2 separate regions of the Mus musculus genome follow, and region 1 is linked to region 2. Evidence: chromatin contacts called from ENCODE POLR2A ChIA-PET data. All regions are on one chromosome and are shown on one strand. The core of a region is the stretch at or near the end of the contact, and the rest is flanking DNA. Distances in the headings are between cores, read along the strand shown. Region 1 holds the start of Ankrd12 (ankyrin repeat domain 12). Region 2 holds the start of Ralbp1 (ralA binding protein 1).

Evidence for each region. ChIA-PET counts read pairs that join two places held with the same protein, here RNA polymerase II (POLR2A).
Region 1: POLR2A ChIA-PET joins it to region 2 with 14 read pairs in embryonic stem cell. The contact joins the promoter of Ankrd12 here to the promoter of Ralbp1 in region 2. POLR2A ChIA-PET finds 5 or more read pairs at or near these places in 2 of 5 experiments (Patski and embryonic stem cell).

What each region holds. Positions count from the first base shown.
Region 1 is chr17:66,071,804-66,078,759 of GRCm38, forward strand. It overlaps Ankrd12 (ankyrin repeat domain 12), which reads right to left and starts at 5,243. Exons shown (of 13, transcript NM_001025572.1): 1 at 5,081-5,243.
Region 2 is chr17:65,882,456-65,889,729 of GRCm38, forward strand. It overlaps Ralbp1 (ralA binding protein 1), which reads right to left and starts at 2,468. Exons shown (of 10, transcript NM_001198949.1): 1 at 2,223-2,468.

The sequences.
Region 1 (6,956 bases), core at 3,993-6,492, 190 kb after region 2:
TATTTTAAAAATCTACATGTGTGCACGGAGGTCAGAGGACCACTTTGGAGAGCCAGTTCTCTCCGTCCGCCACAGGGTACCACAGAGCCAACTAAAGACCTCACACTTGGTGGCAAGTCCTCATCTTGGGCTGGAAATGCAGCTCATAGATAACAAACAGTGCATGACAAAATATTATGCAGACATGGCCTAGTGTGTCTCTGACCAGGGCCCTGAGATCTGTCTCCAGAATTAACAGTCATGGGGGACATGGAGAACAACCCACACATGTATCTCACAAAAACAAAAACAAAACAAAACAAAAACCCTCCTGGCTTATTCCAGTATTCTTATATAATATTTATTTTCATTTTCCTTTCTGGCCACCCAGCTGGTGGAACAGCTGGCCCTCAAGCATTCTTCATAAAATCCAAAATTTAATAAATACTACCTTAAAGCTCTTCAAAACCAGCTAACCATTCTTAACTAAAGAGAGACAACCGAGAAATGGCTAAGATATACATGGAAAATTGCTACTACTTAGCTTGTAAATCCCTAAATCTCATAGTTATTCATAGCCTCAGTTTAATTTGTCATCTTAGAATAGGATTTGTCTTTAGACTAATGAAAATTACCTGAAATGTTGCACTTAAACCTTGAACAAAGACTCCCATAAAGCACTCAGTAAATGTTTTACCAATGCATTTTGGGAGGAGGGAAAGCCGGGTTTAAGAAAGGGGTGTGTGTGTGTGTGTGTGTGTGTAGCCCAGACTGTCCTAGAAACTCACTCTAAAGACCAGGCTAGCCTATAATTTAGAGATCCACCTGCTTCTGCCTCTTGAGTGTTGTGATTAAAGACATGAGGCGCCACCACCACTTGGTTGATTATCAATATTTTTTATGTTCAAGGTGACACGTGCTCTGATAATCTAGGCAACATTATAATATCAATTTATTAATTTTCAATATCAAATGAAAACACTAAATTAAACTTTACCTAAAAAAAAAAAAAAAAAAACAACAATACTAGAGAGGTAGAGACAGATGGATCTCTGTGAGTTCAAGGCCTGCCTGATCTGCACAGTGAGTTCCAGGTCAGCCAGGGCTGTATAAGATAACTCTCTCTCAAAAGAAAAGAAGAGAAAACAGAGAAGAAAAGAAGAGAAAAGAAGAGGAGGAGAAAAGACATGACAGATAGACAAATATAAATTTAAGACTTATCTGTTTATTTATGCAGAGTCTCACTCTAACCCAGGTCTGACATTTAATTCAAGCTGTGGATAGGCTGGCTTAGAATCCTTCTATCTCAGCCTCCTAGATGCTGGTATTATAGGCATAAGCCACCACAGCACTTCTATGTATTTTAGAACCACTAGATGACCAAAAATATGAACTATTCAAAACTGAGTTTATAAAGAAAATTTATTTCCTTCTACTGCATGTCTAAAAATCAGTGAGAGACAAATTAACATCACTACTATGATACTTTCACTATTGCTTTTAAAAGCCATTGTCTGCAAAGGAAACAAATTATGCATGCATGAGCATATAACAAGAATGTTTTCAAATGCTGTGTGGAGCAACTTTATACTCTCCAGGAGAAATCGGAGGGCTAGAGCAATATTTAGAGTGTTCATAAGCAGCTTTACTAAGATTAGAACTAAGTGGGGACCGGGAAAAACTGTATCTACACGGAATTATAATCTCCAAAATAGCAGGTGTACAAAATAATAACGCCAGGGCTAAGGAAAAACCTAGGGACTGAAACATCTTGTTACACCTCAAGGACTACACTTTCTTTAAAAGCGGCAGCATCACGCCTATCTGTATGAAGGCTCCCAGTGTACAACGTTCTTTCTATAGCGCTCTCATTTTACGTTATACAAGAAAATCATTATCATTATTGGTGATGGTGGTGACGGCCCTGGCCAGGCCTCACACATGGAAGTGGGCCGTCTACAGCCCCAGGGGATGATTCTTTGTACATAAAGAATGCAAGGTTCTGAATGTTACATGGTTTGTCAAAACAAGAACAAGACCAGAAAGTAATGAAGAACTTAAATCCAGACCTTCTCAGTTCTAGTTCCAGGTCTTCTTCCTTCTGCTTCACACAACTACTCCCAAATAAAGAACGGAGCATCTCACAGTAAGAAGCTTCTAGACAAATCAGCAAGGCAGACAACTCTCTCTCAGTCACGGCCAAGTTTTACCTTTTCATCTGAAAAGTGAGTGACGTGGACCACAAAGTGTGAGGCTGCGGCTAGGTCTACGGCTAACTCTCCAATGTGCCCTGTACATGACACAAGCTGCTAACAAATATGTCTTGTTAGCAACAATGCTGGAGCAACCTCCTGCAAATGTAAAGGAAGCGCTACCCAAATGATGCTACTCCAATAACCTTACATGTGCTGAAAGTGCTTTGATCTTACAACAACAGAAATGACTCATCTCACTAACCATTCTCTTTTCAGACTGAAATTAATGTTATTAACAAAACCCAGAAGTAGTCCAGCAGGCCGGTAATCTGAGCTACTCGGGAGGCTGAGACAGGAAGGATGGAAAGTGTGTGTGTCTACTCAATTTAGCAAGACCCATTCTGGAAACACTAAAAGGGCATGGGTGTTGGTTTTGTTCCCAGCAACCACATCAGGTGGCTCACAAGCACCTGTAACTCCAGCTCTGGGGATCAACACCTCCATCCTCTGCAGACACCCTGCACTCCTGTACACACCCACACAGACACATAATTAAAAATAAGCCTTTAAGGGGCTCAAGAGATGGCTCAGCAGTTAAGAGCACTGGTTGGTATTGCAGAAGACTCAGGCTCTATTCCCAGCACCCACATGGCAACTCACAACTGTCTGTAATTGCAGTTTCAGGGCTTCTGAAACCCTCACACAGGCATATGTGCAGGCAAGACACCAAGGAACACAGAATAAAAAATAAATTATGTATTTTTTTAAAGCCTTTAAAATGGGGGTTTGGGGGCTGGGGATGTAATTCAGTGGCTTGTCATAATAACATAAAACAACAACAAGCCTGGTTCATGCAATGGCGGGGATGAAATTCAGGGTTTCCCTTCCAAGTTACACTTCCACAACTCTGTAATCTGGATAAAAAGCAGCTTCTTTCCCACATATTCCACTGTCACCAGATAAAGTCCAACCAGTGTTTTGTTTTTTTTTTTCCTGGATATTAAAGAGCCAATACCGAAACTGCAGAACATCTTCAGCACCCGAGTTCTTTCAGTGTTGCTCTGTTAACTCTTCTTCCAATTCACTTCATAGGGTGCACACCCAGACATCACCAACTGTCTCAGAGGCCCTTAGTCCATAGATGATGTTAACAATTGTAAAACACACAAACTGTAACAAATTGAGAACAGCTTCCAACTTTCAATTCTAATATTCCTTCCACAAATACACTTAAACCCCTGGTTTCATTTCCAGAGAACTTTGCCAGTCTCTAAAACAGAACACATACGTTGAACAACTAGGTTTGTCCTGGGCCAAGCTGTCTTGGAGAGTGTTAGAAATTCGATTAGTACTTCTATCGACTATAACAGATTCTTAAGTAGTAAATAAAGCCTTTCTCTCTGCATCTATAAACCCAGGGAGAAGCATTACATACTTTTATACGTTTTTTGCTTTTAATCCAAATGAAAGCGCTCTCAGGAGGTTAACTGAAGGAGGTCAAGATGGCTCAGCGCATAAAGGTTCGAACCACCAAGCCTAAGAGCCTGCCTGGAGCCCACACAGGGAAAGGTGAGAACCCCAACTCCTAGGAAGTTGTCATCTGCCCTCCACATTCACCATGTAAACAAAATATATTAAAATATTAAATGTCAAACTGAAACGTTTTAAAGGGAACTACAACAATGTCTTCATTGTCACATTGGTGATTCTAATTTTTGCTTTTAAACCATTTGGCATCAAGAGAGCACATTTTGGCAGTTCTGAGTTAATCTCCAGGAAAGCCTTTGTGTAACGCTTTAAGAAAATGAAAAAAAGATCAGTAAGCAAGATTTTTAAAGGCCTACTTGGGCATATGTTTTTAATGAACAGATGACTTACTGGGATAGTTCATCTTTCTTTATAATTGACTCAGGCCATTTTAAAATAAGAAGAAACACATGGCTGAGAATGCAGGTTCGTCTCAACCACAGAATTAACGATAATCCCTGAGCGTCACTGATCGCCGGATTTGCAACATACTTCGCCCCAGTTCAAGGGGTGTCCAGCGGAAATTACAGTCCCTACAACCACACTGCTTCAAATGTTTCCGACGTACTCAACTAGTGCAATACTGTTCATTTCCATCCTCAACTATTCTCGCTGTAATTATTAAAACAGCTGTCAGCTGGGCTTCGGTGACCTCTTTGTACAGCGTTTTTATTCAACGCCGTGGATCCTGAAGGATGCGTCATCTCCATCTTACTCTCCAAAAACCAGATCTAAGATTCCAATACGCTCTAAGGGTCTCTGAACATCATTCCAATCGGAACTGGCACAAACTAGACCTGATCGCTCAACGCGGCAAGGGCAGGTCGCACTGGCATTTAGGACAGAACTGGCTCCGGCGAGCCGCAGCTCTTTCGCTTTCACGCACCTCTCCCGGGACCATCGCGCCTCCTACGCCCCGGCCCGCACCGAGTCTCCGACAACCGCGCACGCAGCGCCGCTGGCACCGGGAGCGCGCGGCGGCACGGCGCGCCCCCGCGATGCCGTCCGTCCCGGTGCGCTGGCGGCGCCCTCCCGGCCGCGCCATGTTCCGGTAAGCGGCGGCCAAGGCGCTCGCGCTAGCCGCCGCCCGAGCGTCGCCCAGCGGCGGCCCCACCTGCGCCGCGACCCGTCAGGATGCCGGGCGGGGCGGCCACCAACGGCCTGTCACGGTCCGGCCGGCCGCGCCGCGGGCTGGGCTGGGCCGAGTGGCGCGTAGCACACGGCTGGGCGCGGCTGGCAGAGGCGCAACCCCCCTACCTGGCTCCGGGGAGGAGACGGGGCACCGGGCTGAGGGTCTCCTCCCTGGTACCCGGGACAGACTCGAAACCGCGCCCTCCTTCCTCCCCTCTGGTCGCCACGCCCCCCTGGCCCGCACAGACCCGAGGCTCAGCGGGCGCAGAAGGGTTCACCCCCTGAACGAGGACCTCCGGGTGGCCGCCGCTGCCGGTGTCTCCGTCGCCGCTGCAACAGCCCCTGATGCCGCCGGGGCCAGGCTTAAAAACATCTCCGGTCTTGGTCGGTCTCTCACCACAGCCTCCTTGCTCCTGGACAGCGTTCTCCGCGATTGGCTGCGGCGCGAGCACGTGACCCGGGCGGACACGTGACTCCTGCAGGCACGGGACGGGCGGCGTGACCGCCGTGCCCCGCCCCCGACGCGCCCGTCCCTGGGCTCCCCGGAGGAGCGGAGCGCGCGGCGGCGGGTGGCGTTCTTGGGGAGCGAAGCGGAGCGGGTGGAGGGGGCCGGAAGTCCTGGAGCCGCGTGGGAGTCGGAGCAGCCCTCGAGCCGTCGGCCGGGGAGCTCCTCACGCGCAGTCACCACCACCGGAGATGTGCAAAAGGCGGCATGGGTGCTGGCGCCCGGCGGAGGAAACGCACATATTTTTGCAGGGTTTGAGTTGGGACGGCAAAACCAGCCGGAAACCGGGAGGGTTTTGTTAGCGGTGGTCGTGCGGGCGGGAGGGCACCGCAGCACTGTGGGGCAGGTCCGGGTTGCGTGACTGAGCCGCTTCGTGCGGCGCGGGCCGAGGGATGTCCCAGCCAGACGCACTCTGTTCCCAAAGCACGGCTCTAAGCACTGCTTGCAAAGAACGCATCGGTAAGCTCAGTTCTAGCCATGCGATCCTGTGACCTTTCTGAGCAGAAATTTCACCAAATTTGTTCCTGTGGTACTAAGTCTCATAGGGCGTGTGAGGAAATTTTACCATCGCAGCAGCTTGTCCTCAGACTTCCTTCTGAATACTTTAATCTACAGCGGTTAGCCTGCAACCGTTGTGCTTTAACCACCCTAAGAAGTTACATACTCCACAGGAAACCATCTTCTCCCTCTTCGTTAACTGTGGCCTCCTTCAGTATCCGTTAGTATCTTAATGATTTTAAGACAGTCCTATCAATAATAAGCTGTAAATTCTGATGTGAGTTTTGGGCTTGACAGGGACATAAACCTTCATTAAAAAAAAAAATCAGGATAGATTGTCTTCCATTGTTCTCAGCTATAAAAAACTTTCAGTATGAACAGTCTTCTAGAGAAATCTGTGTATGTGTGAACTGGGGACTGAAGCTCTGCCCTTGCTCATGCCAACCAAGTACCCAACAGTGGTGTATAGTGAGAGCTATATTTCTGGTGAAAACTTAACTTTAAAGACCTACCTTAGACCCTAAATCATAAGCACTCACAACCAGTTAGTCTTTTTATATAGGCAGAGCTGGAGAGATGGCTCTGGGGTTAAAAGCACTGTTTGAAGACCTAGATTCAGTTGTTCCCAACACCCACAAGACCACTCAAAACCTTATGTAACTTCAGTTCCTGGGTGTCCACTGCTCTCTTCTGGATTTGGTGCACACCACGAGCACAGGCAAAACACTAATCCACATAATATAAATCAAATCTAGCTTAAAAAAAAAAAAAGACAGTCTCATTAATTAGTTCTGTCTGGTGTGGACTTCCATACATAGAACCGGCTGACTTCAAACTCTCAAGAGATCACCTGCCTCTGCCTCCTGAGTGCCTACCTCTATAATGAGGTCCCTGTAGGGTCACTGACTTTGATAAATCCTGAAGCAATCTGATTATTCCAGGAATGAAAACTATTTCTATTCTGCATTTTCAGAAGCACGGCACTATTACCTCCTTTCTTGAGTTGAAGGTAATGTTTTATTCATACAAACACATTGTCCAGCCTACCAACTCCACCAGTTAGTTCTTAGGTGCTTCCAGTGTTAAAAATATAGCCAAAGATGGCCAAACCATGCCTCAAA
Region 2 (7,274 bases), core at 1,218-3,717:
ATTACATCTTGCATATAGTCACAGAACCCCCATATTTTCTACAGAATCTTAGAAACATATTGTAGTTTGCAAGCTGAGTGTTGTAAAACAGTGGCTGAGTGCTCTCCTAACATGTCCTTCAAACTCTCTTTACTTAGCAGAGAACCTAAACACAGTAACCCCTTTATTCTAAATCATCTGCATTTCCCCATGTTCTGTCTTACCTATATTAGCATAAAGTCTATCAGGAACTTTCTTTTTAAAAGAAAAGAATAGCTGGGCATACATCCAATCCTAGCACTTAGGAGCCAGAAGCAGGAAGCTCTATGTGTTCTCAGTTCAAGCATCCACATAGGAAGAAGGATCCAGGCCAGCCAGGACTCCACAGTGAGACCCTGACACCCCTGTCCACCCCCCACCACCACAAAAAAAGAAAATAACGGAACATACTTTGGGATACTGTTGTGGACCTAATCGTTTCTTCCCGAGCTGTGACTATGCAAGTGTAACTGTACAAAATAAAGTTAATATTCACTTTTAAAATTTTTTATTATTTTTAATTATGGGGGGAGGAGGGCCATTGCCTGTGGAGACCAGAGGTCTTGGGTTTCCTGGGAGCTGGACTTACAGGCAGTTGGGAACAGTTACTGGGGAACAAACTCTGTAACTCTCCAAGAGTCACACTGCAAACGTCTTAACCAGTGAGTCCTGTCTCCAGCGCCAGTACACACTTTTTAAAACACCACTTCGGTCTCTCCAAATTACGAGGAAAATGGTCCCTGTAAACTTATTATGAGAAACCACATTTTGAAAAAGACAGCAAATTCAGCTATTGTAACTTGTTTCTAGATTCTCTGTGATTGTTTGTTTGTTTGTTGTTTGAGACAGGATTTCTGTTTAGCCCTGGCTATACTGGAACCCGCTCTGTAACAAGGCTGACTTCAAACTCACAGAGCTCTGCCTCCAGAGAGCTGGGACTGAAGGTGTGTGCCACCACCAGCTGGCTTCTAGATACTTCGTTTTAAAATTTACTTAACAGCAACTGCTATTAAACTAACCTATCTCTCTTGGGTCTATGGGACACACTGAAAAACAAGAAGCACTCTACTGACTGCAGACCTCTGAAAATGCTAACACCACTAACAGGAGTTCTTCATTTTGAAGAAGACATCCAGGACCTTGAAATCATCGAGATAATTCCTACTACAGAAAGTGATGGGACCTTTCCTTAAAGTGCTGTCTGAACACTAAACCAAAAGTAGGCTTATAACTTATCACTGAGTACTTTGTTAATAACGGCCAAGTATAGGTAATGCTACCCCAAAGCACCAGTGTTAGCCCACCCCCGTTCCATCAACACCACCAAAGCTGGGCAGTGCAACAGCTCAATGCCCACACTATAGCACTTCTGTCACAAGCACAGACCTCTAATGAAAACAGCTGTGATCTCTAAAAACCTTAGGGTACGCACGCTGCTCTCTCTGGAAGAATCCTTGTAATAATCTCCAAACTTGAACCAGCCCTACCTACTTCAGGAGACTGGAAAGTGGAGTAATTCGTCAAACCTGTTTCACAACGACATATTTAAAAGATGGAAAAAGAAAGCTGGCCTCGACTGAGAACACTCTGGTACGAAAACGCTTGAAAACGCCGTTGAGAATGGAGCTCCTAACTCCAGATCAGACAGAACACTTCTGAACCCTGGAACAAGTACCACTGCAAACAGGGTCGTCCCCTTGCCCAACGCCTGCCACGGGCGACAACAGGAGCTGTTCCCCCGACTCTACCCGGCAAACACGGAGACAGGTGGGCGAGCCAGATGCGCGAGGCAGATGCGACCCATAAACCGGAAGGCTTGCGTCAGGCCAGTCCCCGGCCGCAGCTCCGGCCAGGTGTGGCCCGCAGGGATGCCCCGAGGCCTGGAAGGGTCCGAGGAAGCAGCTGGACTCCCAACTAGCCTCTGGGTCCCAGAGCAACACAGGACACACCCGGGTGCTCCCAAGGAGGCCTGTCGGGCAGGCGGCGTGACCCACCCCAAAGGAGCAAGCTCCGGGGTGAAGCTTTCACGGACAACGTAAGGCGGGGCGGCCACGCCCCCCACCCCCAACTCCCATTCCGAGCCCGGGATCCCAAGCCCGGCACGCTGCGTGACAGGCGCGGGCGCGAGGCCGGGCGCCCGACGGCTCCCACGGACACCGCCGCAGCGTTGCGACCCCCGCGAGCGTCCGCTCCCCGCCACTGACCAGTGCCTGCCGCCGAGCGACCGTCCGCTCCGCTGCAGCCGCCGCCGCCTCCTCGCACTCACGCTTCCGCCACAACCGCCGCCTCCTGCGCTGCACCCCGGGCCGGCCGCGGGAGCCCCATTCCCACCCCGCCCAGCCTTCGCCTGTTTACAATGATTGGGACAGAACAGGACGAGCCGGCCCAGCGCGCACGCGCACGCCCTCCTCCCGCCGCAGCCGGCTTCCCGGGTCCTCGGCTCCTTGGCCGTGACGGCTAGGGCCGGCTAGGGCAAACGCCCCGCGTCCTCGCGTGGGGCACGCCGGGAGTTGTAGTTCTAGTTAACCCAACGCCCCGCTGCTGTAGGGCCCTTGTCTCCGACATAAACCACAACGCCCAGAAAGCACCGCGCCTCCCGAGCTGGAACTCGTTAAGGGGGAACAGGGAACCCGCGAGAGGATGCGCCAAACGCTAAGGCTCTGCAGGCGCCTGCGCAGTGTTCTGGGGAGCGAGTGGAACACACACACCTACCGGAGCGAATCCAAGTGAAAACAGTGTGGGAGCCCTGCGGAGCTCTGCTGGAAAGAAAGCGCGTTCCTCCCCAAGCTCTGGCCTGGTGTCCGCAGCTACTGAGAGTGACACTTTTCCCCCCAGCGTCTGCGTACTTTAAGTGGTTCCAACCAGTTAAACCAGCCTGGGCTGCTGACCCACCCCGCCTCTGGGCGGAGCACCTTGCTGGCCTTCTTTGGGCGGAGATCTTCCTTTGGAGAATTCTTGCCTGGGGGTTTGGAGAAAGGAGGCTTCTGGGGCCAGGGCTGGGCAATCCGCAGGACCCCTGAAGTGTGTTGACTTGCGGGAAACTGCTGGCTCCCACCCACTTGCCTCCGCAGTTAGCAATCCATACCCGAGTTAAAGCCGCACAGCATCACGTTCAGCTTACAAATAGAAACAGCTGCGTATCCTCCAGAAGTCCCCCACGAAGGACGGAAAACGTGTTGGCTGGTGCATACTGTAATAAACAGCACTCCATGGAATTATTCTGGGTTTATGACATTGGCAGTCAGAAGAGAGATGAGATTTCTAGTGTCTGCTTCTTCACTGATCCATCGTGTGCTACACTCCCAAGCCATCTTTGCTCAAATATGACAAGTCCATCCCCTTGTGCAAAAGAGTCACTCCCAGTGGAACACTGAGGTCCTAGAGGGACCTTTCCACAACCCCTGTAGCAATAAAACAGCCTCCATGAGAAGATGGCCTGTGAGTACGCCAGTTAAATTACTCCTTCCCGCTGGCAGTTCTGATTTGGTCAAGGGATAAGCACTGCCTGAGCGGGGCTTTATGGAGCCTTCCCTGGAATTGACATATGGGATAATGAGGTGGGGAAAGAGGCTTTTTTTTTTTTTTTTAACTGAGTAATTTACGTGTAACATCACGTGACTCGTTCACCGTGGAAGTGAATAAGGCTGAAAGCAGAGAAGTGGGGGACACAGCAAGGGAGAGGGAAAAGCAAGAGTGAAGACTGACTTCCTTCTGAGCCATAGTTTCTGCAGAGCCTTTAAGTGCCGCGTTTACGTGAGCCAATCCAGGAGTAATCTATGCACACTTTTTTTTATTATTTATTTGTGCTAATGGAGGTGCAAATAAAGAGCATATTTATTGGCTGTTTCTCAGCAGTCTTCCCTCCCCCTTAAGGAACACCACATAACCATTTCCGCTGGTAACTGTTTTAGAACTAGGCATCATGTCCAACCAGAGCCAATAACCCACAGAGACAGACCGAGGCTTCCACTAAACCGAAGCTTCCTCTCTGTTCTGGTGCAGTGAAGTACTTGAGGTCTGCAAAAGGAGGAACCATTTTTGTCTCCTATCAGAGAAAAGCTAAACAGAAGAGAACTCAGGGAGAGGATGAAGCTAATAATGTCAAACAAATGCAATGTGTTCCGGGACAGAAGGTAGGCAGGTCTATTTGCTGCCCGTTATAAAAAGTTTGGTTTTGTTTGTTTGTTTGTTTGTTTGTTTGTTTTTCAGTTCTACAGATTGAACCTAGGGCCTTAGCAATGCTAGGCAAACACTGGGCTACAGCTCTAGCACAAGACTTCCGGATCCAAACATTCTTCAGCTGTGATGCAAACCTTTTGCCTGTGCAACATTCATCTGAACTGACTTGCATCGCCCCCACGGGACTGAGGATAAGGAGAGCCGATGTGAACATAAAACTTGTTGCTCTACACCTACGCTGCGACCCTTTAATTCAGTCCCTCATGGTGTGGCAACCCGAACCAGAACATTCTTTTCATTGCTACTTCATAGCTGTAATTTTGCTACTGTTACGATTTATAATGTAAATATATGTTTTTCTGTGGTGTTAAGTGACCCCTGTGAAAAGGTCGTTTGATTCCAGGGGGTGGTGACCCACAGTTTGAGAACCACTGTTCTACAAGGGAAAAGGTGCTAGCCCTGTCCCAGAAGTCTGATAACCTCCATTAACACCCATGATCTTTGGCAGGCTAATGTATGAGCACTTTAAGTGTGATCAAAGCTTAGCTCCTTCCCAGTTATTGGCACTTTTTAATCTAATAATTGACTTAATCACATGAAATATGTAAGACGCCTCCTTTCCATATGCCAACCCTTCATCCCAGCACACACACATCATGTACATGCAAACAAACTTTTTTATCTCCCCCAATACACCTACTTTAGTAATTTGGATTACAACGCTATTCAATATTTACAGGGATAAGGCTACAAATGCATTTACAAGCACAGTTCAGTTGTGTGTGTGTGTGTGTGTGTGTGTGCATATGCCTGTGTGTGTGTGTGTGTGTGTGTGTGTGTGTGTGTGTGTGTGTGTGTTAGTTAAGAACAAGAAGGTACTATTGGATGGATCACAGGGCCCCCAATGGAGGAGCTAGAGAAAGTACCCAAGGAGCTAAAGGGATCTGCAACCCTATAGGGGGAACAACATTATGAACTAACCAGTACCCCGGAGCTCTTGACTCTAGCTGCATATGTATCAAAAGATGGCCTAGTCGGCCATCACTGGAAAGAGAGGCCCATTGGACTTGCAAACTTTATATGCCCCAGTACAGGGGAACGCCAGAGCCAAAAAGGGGGAGTGGGTGGGTAGGGGAGTGGGGGGGTGGGTATGGGGGACTTTTGGGATAGTATTGGAAATGTAAATGAGGAAAACACCTAATTAAAAAAAAAATGAGAAGGTACTCCAAAGTTTGATAGACCACTATGGGGATACCTGCACAAATTAAAACTGATAATGCTCCCTCATATGTATATAATGAGAAGCAACAATTCTTTGAATATTACAATATAAAACATGTTAACTGGTATACCACATAATCCCACAGGATAAGCAGTTACAGAAAGAGCCAACTGTACCTTAAAAGAGATGCTTATTAAACAAAAAGGGAGAGCAAAAATCCCCAAGGGCCAACTAAACAATGTGTTGCTAACTCTCAATTTTCTTAATGTTGGTGAAAAAGGAACAGCAGCAGCTGAGTGAGACTCACTGGGTTATCGGAAAAAAAAAACAAAACAAAACAAAAACAACAACAACAAAACCCTGAGGAACTAGGTCGGCCAATATACCATAAGGATGTGTTGACATAAGAATGGAAACCTGCAATCGTGCTAAGATGGGGATGTGACTATGCGTATGTATCTACAGAGAATGAAAAACTATGGATACCAACAAAACTTATAAAGATTAGGTCTGACCAGGGAAAACCTCTGATCAGCTGAGACCTAAATGTCTTCACAAAAAATATCCCAGGTGATTCACCCTCACAAGCTGTCTCAGTTACTGATTTCTCTCCAAAGTGCATGTAAATCAAGTTCAAAAGGGCTAGCTAGACTTAATGATAGATCTCACAAAGACTGGAAAGACACAGAGACTGGCCAATAAATGCTACAGCTAGCTTTTTCCAAGTAACCATTTTCTTCCTTGGGACCTCTAGAGGAATTCTTCACCCCAGTTCAGCAGAAGCAATTTTACAAAGATCATCACCCTAGCCCCTTAAATCAGGGTGGATAGGTTTGGTCATTTGATGTATTATATTTGTTATCATCCAGGATGGAAGGTTGTTATTGGTTATCATCAGGGATTGATAAGAATTTAGAAGTGTTTTGTTTGAATTATTGTATATCAATAGAAATTTAAGGTTTTTTTTTTTGTTTAACTAGTGGTTATTGATAGAAATTTAATATTGTTTTGTCTGAAGTATTGTATATTGATAGAAATTTAAGGTTGTTTTGTTAGCTTAGTTGATTATATTGTACACGTGTCATTTATTGGAAATGTGATGGTTCTTACAATTATTTCTATTATGCATAGATTGCTAATGATAAAGAAAAGGACAAATTTTTTTGAAGATTTATTTATTAGATGTAAGTACACTGTAAGAGGGCATCCAATCTCATTACAGATGGTTGTGAGCCACCATATGGTTGCTGGGATTTGAACTCAGGACCTTCGGGAAAGCAGTCAGTGCTCTTAACCGCTGAGCCATCTCTCCAGCCCCAAGGACAATTCTTAAACAGAAAGGGGGATATGAAGTGGAAACTCCTAGTGTCTTTGGAAAGCTATATGTTTTGCTGGAGCACACAGGTTAAAGGCTGTCTTGCTAAAGCAAACAAACACGTGAAAGTTTTCCTGAAGCAGACACAGAATAAAGAATCTTTTGATACAGCAAATACAAAAAGGACCCAGGATGAAGGAGTATAAATATGACCCCACAGACAGTGGGAGCCAAGCGCTGGGCTCTGGTTTGCTTTGCTCTGCCTTGCTGTTCTTCACTAACAATACGCATGCATTGGCTCACCTTACATAGTGTTGTTGAGTTCAACTTGTGGTAATGCTGCCATTGAGTAAAACTCGACCAAGAACTACTTGTAAGGTTCCTGCGTCAGCTTGCTGCTTCAGTAGTCTTGCCTCAGGCTGGTTGGGGAGCCTTGTGGTTCCTTCCGGATTGAACTTCAGCTGCTGGTTCATGCCTGGTGCCTGCCTGCCAAGAGCTGCTGCTGAGTTGTATTTGGTATTTCCTATGGGACCGAACTAC